Linked DNA regions of Homo sapiens: region 1 is linked to region 2. A link is a contact called in ENCODE Hi-C data. All regions are on one chromosome and are shown on one strand. The core of a region is the stretch at or near the end of the contact, and the rest is flanking DNA. Distances in the headings are between cores, read along the strand shown.

The links. A loop is a pair of places that touch in the nucleus more often than their neighbours do. Pooled maps may share reads with other maps.
Region 1: a pooled map shows a loop between it and region 2 (6-fold over the local background). The contact joins two enhancer-like sites. A Hi-C loop is called at or near these places in 5 of 37 single-sample maps with no recorded cell type and 3 of 50 pooled maps.

Annotation. Positions count from the first base shown.
Region 1 is chrX:20,512,808-20,518,338 of GRCh38, forward strand. No RefSeq gene overlaps it. Among named protein-coding and RNA genes, the nearest start is that of RPS6KA3, 250 kb to the left of the region's middle. RefSeq lists an enhancer at 1,129-2,328 and a silencer at 3,546-3,695. Within about 2 kb of position 3,509, at least 6 of the 41 ENCODE cell types and tissues checked have a DNase peak (open chromatin) inside an H3K27ac peak, as active enhancers do.
Region 2 is chrX:20,202,753-20,208,499 of GRCh38, forward strand. It overlaps RPS6KA3 (ribosomal protein S6 kinase A3), which reads right to left. Exons shown (of 22, transcript NM_004586.3): 4 at 1,270-1,351. Among named protein-coding and RNA genes, the nearest start is that of RPS6KA3, 61 kb to the right of the region's middle. Within about 2 kb of position 3,304, at least 3 of the 41 ENCODE cell types and tissues checked have a DNase peak (open chromatin) inside an H3K27ac peak, as active enhancers do.

The DNA of each region.
Region 1 (5,531 bases), core at 2,259-4,758, 310 kb after region 2:
ATTGCTTAGAGCTTTCTTTTTGTATTTTTTTTTTTAGTTTTTGGTAATAAATCCTAATAATGGAGCAAATTATGCATGAAATTGTCCATTATTTATAATTACTTCAGGAGATTTAGTTGCTCCTGGGGCAGTTTAGGAAGCAAACATTACAATTCCTTCTGCAATAAATTTTGCCTAACCAAAGGAAGTATGGTACTGGATTGGTTCTGCTTCAGTAGCATTTTTGCTTCTCAAACACCATAGATAAGAGAATTTTGTAGATATTCGAGAAGAATGAAAGAATACAAATTGAAAGACATACATATCTTGCCACCAAAATAGTCTTCCTTTTATTTGAAGCAAGTAGCTTACAAAAATAAGGAAAATCTGTGTGCAAAGAATTCAACTGCGTGCTCAAAAATAAAATCAAAATAAAAGTCAAAGTGTAATGCCTGTTGGATTAATAAAGTTTCTTTGTTTTCTTATAATAATACAAGTTGGCAGAGCTCCACCTACATTAAAGTATTTCCTGGCATAACATTCTTCATTTTGGTTCCCCTTCCCCCACCCCACTTTGGTAAGCTTGTCTTACTGACATTTCTGTTAATTGATGGCTGCTAGACATAACCACAAGGCAGACAGATTAGGAAAGAAAAGTTGAAGATTGTTTATAAAACGGGAAAATCCTGCCTTTTAAGTTGTAGTATTAGCCCAGGAATCTCAATTCACCAAGATAAAAATTGAAGGTACTGCAGTTATGATACAAGTCGTAGTAAATGGTGACAATAGGATCAATATTGGGGAAAACAATTAAGTTGATTCAAGGGTATTGTAAAGCATTCTTACTCTCCTAGAATGAATCTAAAAGAAAGCCTATCTTTAAGTTATTCCTGTACTAAATATCATTTTCAAATGTTGACTAGAAAGTGAGACTTGGTAATATGGACTTTTGCATTTGGTGAAGTTAGTAGCATAAAAGTTAAGAGCAGAGACTTTGGAGTTAGCTTGCTTGGATTAAAAATGTGACTTCCATGACTCAATAACTATATTATTGTTGGTGAGTTACTAGAGCTCTCTGAAATGCTGACTAAACTTCTTCATCTGAAAAACAGGGATGATAATAGGGTTTCTGGGAGAATTCAACAAAATAAATAACTTAGACCATCATTTGACACATGATGTGTTAAAAATATAAACTATGAGGTGATGATGACATGACTTCTGATCCTCATGAAGGTACACAATACAAAAAGAGTTCGAACAAATTGTTTTAAAGAAATGCCTACTTAGTTGTTTGTTGTTCAGAGGTTAAAACTATTGTTTTGTTTGTGGAACAAGTTGAGAAATAGGTTAAGTAGCCAACAAACCAACAGAACAAAAGAGACCAATCAGAACTGTCAATATGTTAAAACTAACAACAGTTCTGAAGGCTGATCTCATGAGAAGATCTGTTTCTCTCTCTAAAAGAAAATGGTCGATAGCACTGATTTTGAAGTTTTTTGGCATCAAGACTTGTGGAATCTCATCTGTTCAGTTAGTCATTAATTGGGACCAGCAGCTAATTTGAAATTGAGGTTTAATACCAAACATGATGGACATTCAGGCTGAATCTGAATCAGGAATGAAGTCATCAATCACAGTGACTTTGAATGTCCTGCTGTCATTATTAAACTCGAAAGAGGATTAACATTGAGTCAAATTACACTAAGATATAAATGTCAACACCAAATGCATCCTGATTCACATTAATTTTCCAGCTCTACATTCACTCTGCCTTTCCACATTGGGACCAAGCCATGATTCATAGGCAGCCCACTGATGAGTCATCTTCTGCTTATGTTTGGATGGGTCAGAATGCCCTGAGTGGGTTGATGAGGAGGAGGCAGAGAGGCCAAGGCTGTGACATAGCACAAGCCCAGGGGCTAGGATCTAAGTCCCAGGACCCAGGAGAGGGACCTGCCACACAATGTCTCTGGTTCTCAGAGGACTGAACTTCCAATGGACTCAACTCTCCCTGAATGAGGCTTCCATGATGACTACAGAATGTATCAGAGTCCTTGGGCAGAGAAAAATACAACTTCAGACCTAGAGGAATAGTCTTCTCCTCCCTAGATGGTCCTGGTTCTTGATATTGCAGACAGAGAATTACAGAACAAAGAGCACCCAAGACACCATAGCTGAAAGTCCCAACTAGGTGATAAACCCCACCTGGTGCTAAAAACCATCCAAACAAGCACTCAAACTAATATACAGGTCCTCTGATAATGATTCCAGTTGTTGCCTCAGATCCCAGCTTGAAATTCCACCTTTCATCTTCCTTTCCCCTTGATCTCCTCATTATCATACTCTAGTCCATCCTACCTCTGCCCAGTGGCCCTGTTCTCTACAGTGATCTCCCTTTCTGCCTATTTTAATGGTGAACACCCCCAAGTTCTACTGCTAGCTCATCATCTGACTCTATACCAGGCCAACCTCTCTCTAACATCTATTCATATTGAGAGGCTCTTGGCTGATGAGAATTTGCCATTCCTCCTTGGGTCATACACCTAGGTTAAACCAGTCACCTTCATAGAAAATTGAGACAAGAGGAACATCCTGAACCTCTACTGAATCAGGCAAGAGAGAGTGCTTGCTATACTGGATTCAGGATTCAAATAAAGATCAAGATATTACAATACCTGGCTTTAAGAAACTGAACTCTGAAAAGAGAAAGTTTTTACAGCCTCTAGTTTGAATGGTCTTTGCAGTCATGGTTCAAGTTTTTCAGTTTCTAAAGGCCATGTACAAATGTCTGGGACTTTCGGGACTTCTTCATATTCCATCCCCTGTACCAGCACCCAGTAGAGCATCCAGCCCACAACAGGTAGTTGGTAAATTATTTTTTTGATGCAACATAAATAATCTATCCTTGAGAAAATAGTTGTATAATATCTTTTCCGTTATAGAAACTAGACCAGCCATGAATTATATGTATTTACAGATCACTGGCCCAGAAAAGCTCAGGTCAATAACTTGTTGCAGTATTATGAGAGTTAACTACTGCTGCATCACAAACCACCTCAAATGTTGGTGGTTTAAAACAGCAATGACTTATTATTGCTCACAAGTCTATGGTTGGCTGGGATGGGCTGATCTAGGCTGGGCTCTGCTGGGGAGGCTCAGCTTCATGGGTTGCACCCCAGGCATGTTCCTAGAAGATGGCAGAGCCACAGGATGGCAAGAAGAAGCAGGCAAACTTCACACTGGCACCCTGACACTTTTGACCACATTCGTTTGACCAAAGGAAGTGACACAACTTAGCTCAAAGACAAGGAGTGGCAAAATACACTCTGCCTTTATGGAGGAAACTCCAAAGTCACATAACAAAGGGTGTAATACAGGGAGGGGTGAAAAATTCAAGCTGATCATGCACTTTATCACAAATACAATTTCTGAGAATGTGGGCAATTTGATTATAGAGGAGGGCTTTGTTGATGTTAAAATAATGAGCTCTGGATGACATTGGTTGCAAGGTACTCACTTCCTCCAAATGCTTACTCATTTGGTTCTTACTACTTCTAGGAGGGTCACAGTGGTTGAAACTAAAATTAGCTGTGTTCAAGTAAATGTGACTCATAAGAGAGCAATGAGGAAGCTGGTTTCATATGGCATTCCCTCCCTTCCCACCCTCACACACTAGGTAATACAAAAGAAAGTAGCTTACTTGTCCAGAGATGGGTTTATCTTGAAATCCCTAACTTCATGCAAGTTCCAACCAGTAAATTAACTGCAGTGGCTTTTCTATAGATAATTTGTTTAATCAGAAACCCAGGATAATAAAAATCTTTGAAGTATTTTTAATGATCTTTTCCTAGTTGAACTAAGTCAGTGTCCCTCATGGTCACCCAAATTAACAATACAAGTTTATGTTTCTTGGTATTGAATCTACAATTCTGATATACAAGAATCTTTACTGAAGCACGCAACAAAATGCAGAGAAAGCTCTCTCCACAGAGTTTTTGTGGTTGGTATTTTCAATTTCATAAGAAGATAAAATGTGAAGCAAACTCTAATTAAAGTATCTTCAGAAACATATTGTTTTGGCTTTGGCAATTATATAGCTACCTTGCTTCTGATGGCAATTAGAATTTTATATATACCAAAAAAAAAAAAAAACAATTTTCTCCCAGTGCTCTAATTTGAAAGCTCTGTGCTCCATGTGAAACAAGCAAAAGGTGGTCTATGTTGATTAATTAGGGGTTAGGATATTCAGAAATACTACAAAGAAAATTATCAGGGTGACTTTTCTGTAAGAAGCAAGTTTATAAACCTCTTGCCTAATTTGTACACACAACAGAAAAAGCACTTTAGCTCCACTGTACCCGTGTTCTTCCCTTGAGAAGGATGCTTCTGCAATAGCACGCAAATTTCAGGTAATAGTAAAAGATCATCAGAATCATCCTTTAGCAGAAAAACAAGCCAAAATACCCACCCACTCAGTTTCTCCCAGAGCGCTTTACTTCAGGAAGATAAACATGACTGCAATAAGAAATTGATGCAATAAAGAACGTACTTATGTTACATTTACAGCCATATCCAGGGAGACAGCTAATGGCACTCTAAAAATGGTCATTTTGTCAGAGCTTTAGTGTCGATTATTGATTACACACAGGAAACAGTGGCTTCAAATACCCAGTGACAGCACAAACAGCACCTGGTTAGGTCCTGTGCACGAACATGGTACACAGATGACATTTGGTACACAGATATACTTGGTTTATTTGATTAAAACTCCTGGTATCAGCAGGGAGAATTGTAACTAATCAGCTCTTTATTTTTTTAGTTCAATATCTAAAAATCGATTTCCATGAGTGTATCCATAAGGGATGAAGAAAACACTGATCAAAATTCACAAGAGGTCTTATACAGCCTGGTGGAGATACAGAAAGAATGCTGGGCTGAGTCAGAGCACAGCTGGTAACAATAGCTAGCATTTAATTAATACATCTCATGGTGCCTGGTACTGTGCCAGGTGTTCTGTGAGCATTAATCTATTTCATCCTTTGAACAGCCCTATAATGTGGATGCTGTTGTCATCCCCATCTTGCAGATGGGGCTGAGAGAGATGTTTAGAAATTGGTTCAGTCTCACAGCTAGCAGATGGCAATACCAGCATCCACCTTCAGACCCAACCCTTCTCCATTGCACCGCAGGGTCAAAATGTGCTGGACTCGAGTTTCCCTGTTTTGCTAACTTGAAGTGCATCCTCGAACAAATCCCTTTCCTTCTGTGGGCCTCTGTATTTTCATACAAAATTGAAGTAGTTGGACTAAATCAGTGGTTTGCAACCTTGGCTGAAAACTAAGATCACTTGGAGTGCTTTTATAAGGCAATTTGCTGAGTATTTACTCTATGCCAAGCATCTCATTCGATTCTCTCAATAGTACTGAGATCTCTTTGAGGAAATGAAGAACACCTGATCTCATGGAGGAAAAATTGAGGTTCGAGAAGTTTGGTAACTTGCCTAGCTTATATAGTTCATAGTCTTCAATTCAGACACACAGGCCAGTTAC
Region 2 (5,747 bases), core at 2,054-4,553:
TTAAATACATAAAATCAAACTACTTTTGTTGCTTTTGTGAATGAACTCTGAGTCTCATCTATGCAGCTTTGTAACATGGGATTCATGAGTATAAAGTCACAAATGCAGTGACAGAAAGGCAGGGGATTGAGGATATAATTTAATTCCCTGGTCCTAGCAGGAATCAAGTAAGTGGTAATGCCATGGGGTAGGACTGAATAGGAAAGAAAATATGTTCAGGAAGGGAGTTAACAGAATGGAAGCAAACGACAGTGTTTACAGAGAGAAGTGAAATTTCTTGGGATGTCCATGGTGGGTAACTAATTGGGAATAACAGAAATAATAAATGATCATTGCAAATATTAGAGAATATTTTCAAAGCTTTATAAATTACATGTAAATTGAAGAGGAAAAAATGGACTTTTAGTAATCAATACACAAAACATCTAGAGGTTATGAGGTTAAAATAAGTGATACCACTAAATTAAAGGAAGAGTTAAGTATTTTTAAATCTATATTTCTTCTTAACTACTTTTTTTTTTTTTTTTGAGACGGAGTTTCACTCTTGTTGCCCAGGCTGGAGTGCAATGCCACGATCTCGGCTCACAGCAACCTCCGCCTCCCGGGTTCAAGCGATTCTCTTGCCTCAGCCTCTGAGTAGCTGGAATTATAGGTATGTGCCACCACGCCCAGCTAATTTTTTGTATTTTTAGTAGAGATGGGGTTTCTCCATGTTGGTCAGGCTGATCTCGAACTTCTAACCTCAGGTGATCCGCCTGCCTCGGCCTCCCAAAGTGCTGGGATTACAGGTGTGAGCCACCACGCCCGGCCTCTTCTTAACTACTTTTTACCTATGAGAGCCAAATCCTGCATTAGGGTTTTCAAATCATAGGCTCAGAATAAAAACTTACTTGGAGACCAGAAGTCATAAAGTCCTTTAGAATAAAAGCTATTTTGCAGCCAGTAAATCAGTACGTTTTTAAAAACATTAAAATAAATATATAAATTTGAAGATGAATCAAACCCAGTTTTAATCTTCTAAATGTTTACTTGTATAAAACTCAATATGAATTTATAATACGTCTTTTATAACGTGGCAACTCTGGTTCTCACTAGTTATATGATTCCTAGCCTAGCAGGAAAAATTCACTAAAAGTCAGCCTAAATTTAAAGCTGGTAACAGGAACCTATTCAGAATGTAAATAACATGCCAAGGAGTCCCATGAGCTCTATTGAGACCTTTCAGTTTGTTTAGACTACATGAACATTACAAATAGCAGCAACACTTACCTTTCAGTGTGGCCTTCTTCAATACCTTCATGGCATAAAGCTGCCTAGCATCAGAGCCTGAGATTTTTTTAACTAAGAAAACCTGCATTTAAGTAAGAGAAAATAAATATTACAAAGTAGTATAAACTATATCCTTGTTAAAATAAGACCCTGCTATAATACAGTTTATTATTATAATATAGATTCAGATATACTGTAGATTATTTCCCCTAAAATGTATCAATTATAAATACTAGTTATAAACATTTGTTATAACTTGGGGTGTCAATATAAGGGAATACATTTTTTTCATTTTGTTGTTTGCCAGTTCCCAAAGAGCATGTAACACATTAAGACAGAAAAAAACCCTTTAAACTACATATGTATGAATTAGATGGAAAAAATCCCAAAATGTTTAAAGTATAACACAGGTGGTATGATGTCCTGCTTTTAACAAAACAGAATTCTACTGAGCCCGTCAAAATTGTTATACGGCGGTTCCTTCTTGACCACAATTTCCTGTTGATACAAGTATTCACTGATGGAGGGTCTTTTCTGTATACAAAAGCTGCATATAAATCTCACTGCTCAGCGGAACAATTTAAAACACTTACATTGGGCTGGGAGTGGTGGCACACCCCTATAATCCCAGCACTTTGGGAGGCCAAGGCGGGTGGATCACCTGAGGTCAGGAGTTCGAGACCAGCCTGACCAACATGGTGAAATCCCATGTCTACTAAAAATATAAAATTAGCCAGATGTGGTAGCTGGCACCTGTAATCCCAGCTACTTGGGAGGCTGAGGCAGGAGAATCACTTGAACCCGGGAGGTGGAGGTTGCAGTGAGCCGAGATCGTACCATTGCACTCCAGCCTGGGCAACAAGAGCCAGACTCCGTTTCAAAACAACAACAACAACAAAATGAAAAGCAAAAACAAACAAACAAACAAACAAAACTTACACTGAAGAATCCTGTGCACAAATATTTAATGTGACTTAAGTTAGAACCCACCTCCCCACCTTTTTATGGTCAAATTATCACATACACCTAAATATGAAGAACACAATTCTCAGGTATGTTATTGGGCATCCTGACTTTGCAAATATTTGCGCAAAATGAATAAAGCCTGTTCTAAATAACTCATGGTCATTCTATAACATGGCTAATACAAGACTACCAATACATCTCTTCTACTCACTTTGACCATTAGGTTCATGATCATTTCCATTGAACCTTTAAATAGATATGCCAAATAGATTTGAATTTCAACTCCTCTTCCCTATCCATTCTTTTGTAGCAGTGTTCTTATGCTTCCACAGGTGGGAAGAAGAGAAGCAACCACAATCAAGAATTAAGTTTAGGATCAGCTTTCATTCATCTGAATTAGCACATCAGGCTATTAGCACAAAATTAAAAAATGATTCATTCAACTGATTCTAGGACAAGGCAGAGTTTCTCACTTTGAGAAATTGTGCCAAGTCAATGGGCAAGATCCCAAATCAAGTGAAGAGCACCACAACTCGCGGAGAAACCCTGATACAGGGTGTGTTGCTCTCCAATAATCACCACCCCCTTTCACCATGCCCCACGCTTTAGCTCCTTTCAGCCAGTTAGTGGGGAGCCAACCTAGGGAGAGAAAAGCATCCTTAATCAGGGTGGATGTAAGCTCTGGAATGATGTTTAAGTATTAAAGGTAATCAGAGATTATTAATATTTTTGACGGAAATAAAATCTGATTAGGTAGAGATAATTAGGATTTATTTGATATTTAATCTTCCTTAAGATTCCCTAACCATTCTGCAAGAAAAATTCTCCTGGTGAATTCCAAACTTTCAACTGTTCTTTGAATGCATCTTCTTAACACTCCAGCACTTCTTAGTTTGCAAAATACTTTCACAACCATTTGTAATAAATCATCGTGTCAATTTTGGGAGGCAGACCTACTAGGCAATGCCTATTTTATAGCTGTCCAAACTAGGGCTTAGGGGGTTAAGTAATTTGCCCAGTGTCACAGTGGAGGTACTGGGACAGAGTCCGTGTCAGTCACCCAGTATTCTGCTTCTGCTCAGGGTGCTGTTTATCTGTTCCCTTTGGCCAGTAACCAGGCAAGCCCAGCAGGAGCAGCAGCGGTCCCAGCTGCCATCTCTTCCTCCACCAGAGCATTTCTGACCTTTTCTCACTCCCCCATGAAGCTATTCTAGTCTCTGACAGGTCATCCCTGTTTCCTTGGCTTACTGTGGCCTTTCAGAATGAGTAAGAAAGGAGACAACCTATTTTGAATGTTTGGTATTTATAGTATGATATTTAAATTACTTTTAAAGACGTAAAGGGAGAAGCATGCTAATTCCAACAACTTAAATATTGTGTTCCCTGAAAATCTAATGTATAAAAATTACCCATCTATTTGGGTTTGAGTGGTGTGATAATTTAATTTAATACCAGATATTATATGCTTGGCCTTTTATCATTTAATTCTCACTACTCTCCTATGGAGTCAGAACTATTACACACTCATTAATTCTTTCCAGAATTATATGCCAGGCACTGTGCTACTGGTTCAATGCTGAGACTTGATACAAGGCATGACCCTTCCTTCACTCATGGAACATTTAGTCTAGTGGGGGAGACAGCCACTTAACAAATAATTAAACAAATGAAAAACTGCAATTGTGGCAAGTGCCATGAAGATGACGTATGTAATGTTCTGAGAGGGTATAACCAGGGAACATAACCTAGGAAGGATGCAGGGAAAGCTTCCTTGACATCACAGGTGCAAGAGGAGCTAACAAGCTGAGGAAGAGGCAGGGGTAGAGCAGAGTGTTTCAGGCAGAAGGAATAAAATATGGAAAGGCTTTCTAGCAGGATGGAGCTTAAGGACTTGGTCCTGCTTAAGGACCAACAAAGGCAGCCAATGTGACCAGAACACAGAGAGTGAAAAGTATGTAAACTGATGCTGGAGAGGTAGCTAGAGACCAGACTGAGAGGCTCCTCAGCCATCTTAAGAATTCATCTTTATCGTAAAAGCAAAGAGAGGACGCTGAAAGGTTATGGAGGGGTAGAGTAAAAGATTAGTTCATGCTGGCTATCATGTAAATAATGGATCAAGGCAAGAATACATTTGGAAAGACCCAGTTAGGAGACTCCTTCAATAGACCAGGAAGAAAGGTGGTAGCATATTCTCAAGGGGTGGCAGGCAGGCTTTGAGAAATCTTTACTGAATCTACAGTACTTGGTGACAGATAAGACTGGCCAGGTCAGAGTGGGATAGGGGAGGTAGGGACTAGAAATATACATCAAGAACGCTTCCCAAGTTTCTAAATTGCTTAATGAGAGAAAAATGAAATAGAACAGTTTGAGGCTTAGGGAAAGATCATGAGTTTGGTCTCAGACATGTTGACTTTAAAGTGCTTTTAAGACATAGAAAAAGAGTAAGCAGCTGTGCATAAGAATTCAGAGCTTGGAGAAGCAATCTAGATTGGAGATATAAATGTGTTATGTCAGCTGTATGTGAGTTACAATTAAGATAGCAGGCACAGAGAAAATCAATTAGGAGAGTATTAGTAACAGAGAAGAAGGCAGCCTAGAATCGAACCTTGAAGAACTTCAATATTTAATGACTGGCTAGAGGAAGGAAATGGGGATCCAAGAGGTTAAGTAACTTGCTCAAGCACACACAGTGAATAAATAGAAGAAAAAAAATTGAATTGAAGTCCGGCTGACCTAGAGCCCAAACTTACAACCATTACGCTCTGATGGCTACTTACTCTTTATTTGGATTAAAAGCATCCTTTTGGGTTCAAAAGAGGTTAACAACTGTAACAAATTACCTATGTTAGCCAAGAATTGCTAAATACCCCCACTAAAATACACAAGAGAGCTAAACTGGTGCTGTTCTGAAACTTGCAAAGCATGATATATTCAAATATTTCCTTACAGAGAAGTGGTAAGGAATCACTGCATCGTCAAAGTTGAATACAATCTCCAAATTTTCCTCTTGCCAAGAAACAATCTAGACCAGTGATCCCCAACCTTTTTTAGCACCAGGGACTGGTTTCATGAAGATAGTTTTTTCACAGACTGGCGCGGTGGGAGGGGGAGATGATTTTGGGATGAAACTGTTCCACCTCAGATCATCAGGCATTGGATTCTCATAAGGAGTGCACAACCTAGATCCCTCCCATGTGCAGTTCACATCAGGGTTCGTGCTCCTATGAGAATTGAATGCTGCCACTGATCTGACAGGAGGTGGTGCTCAAACGGCAATGCTCACCCGGGGGTTGGGGACCCCTGGTCTAAACAGATCAAGCAGTAGTAATTATGATGCTGTACTTCTCAAAATGGAGTACAGAAGTGCCCCTGAGGTGTGCAGTGTGTATGTATGTGGTGGGAGACAAGCGCTACATGAAAAACACTGATAAAGATGTTGCATCTTCGGCCGGGCGTGGTTGCTCACGCCTGTAATCCCAGCATTTTGGGAGGCCGAGGCAAGTGGATCGCTT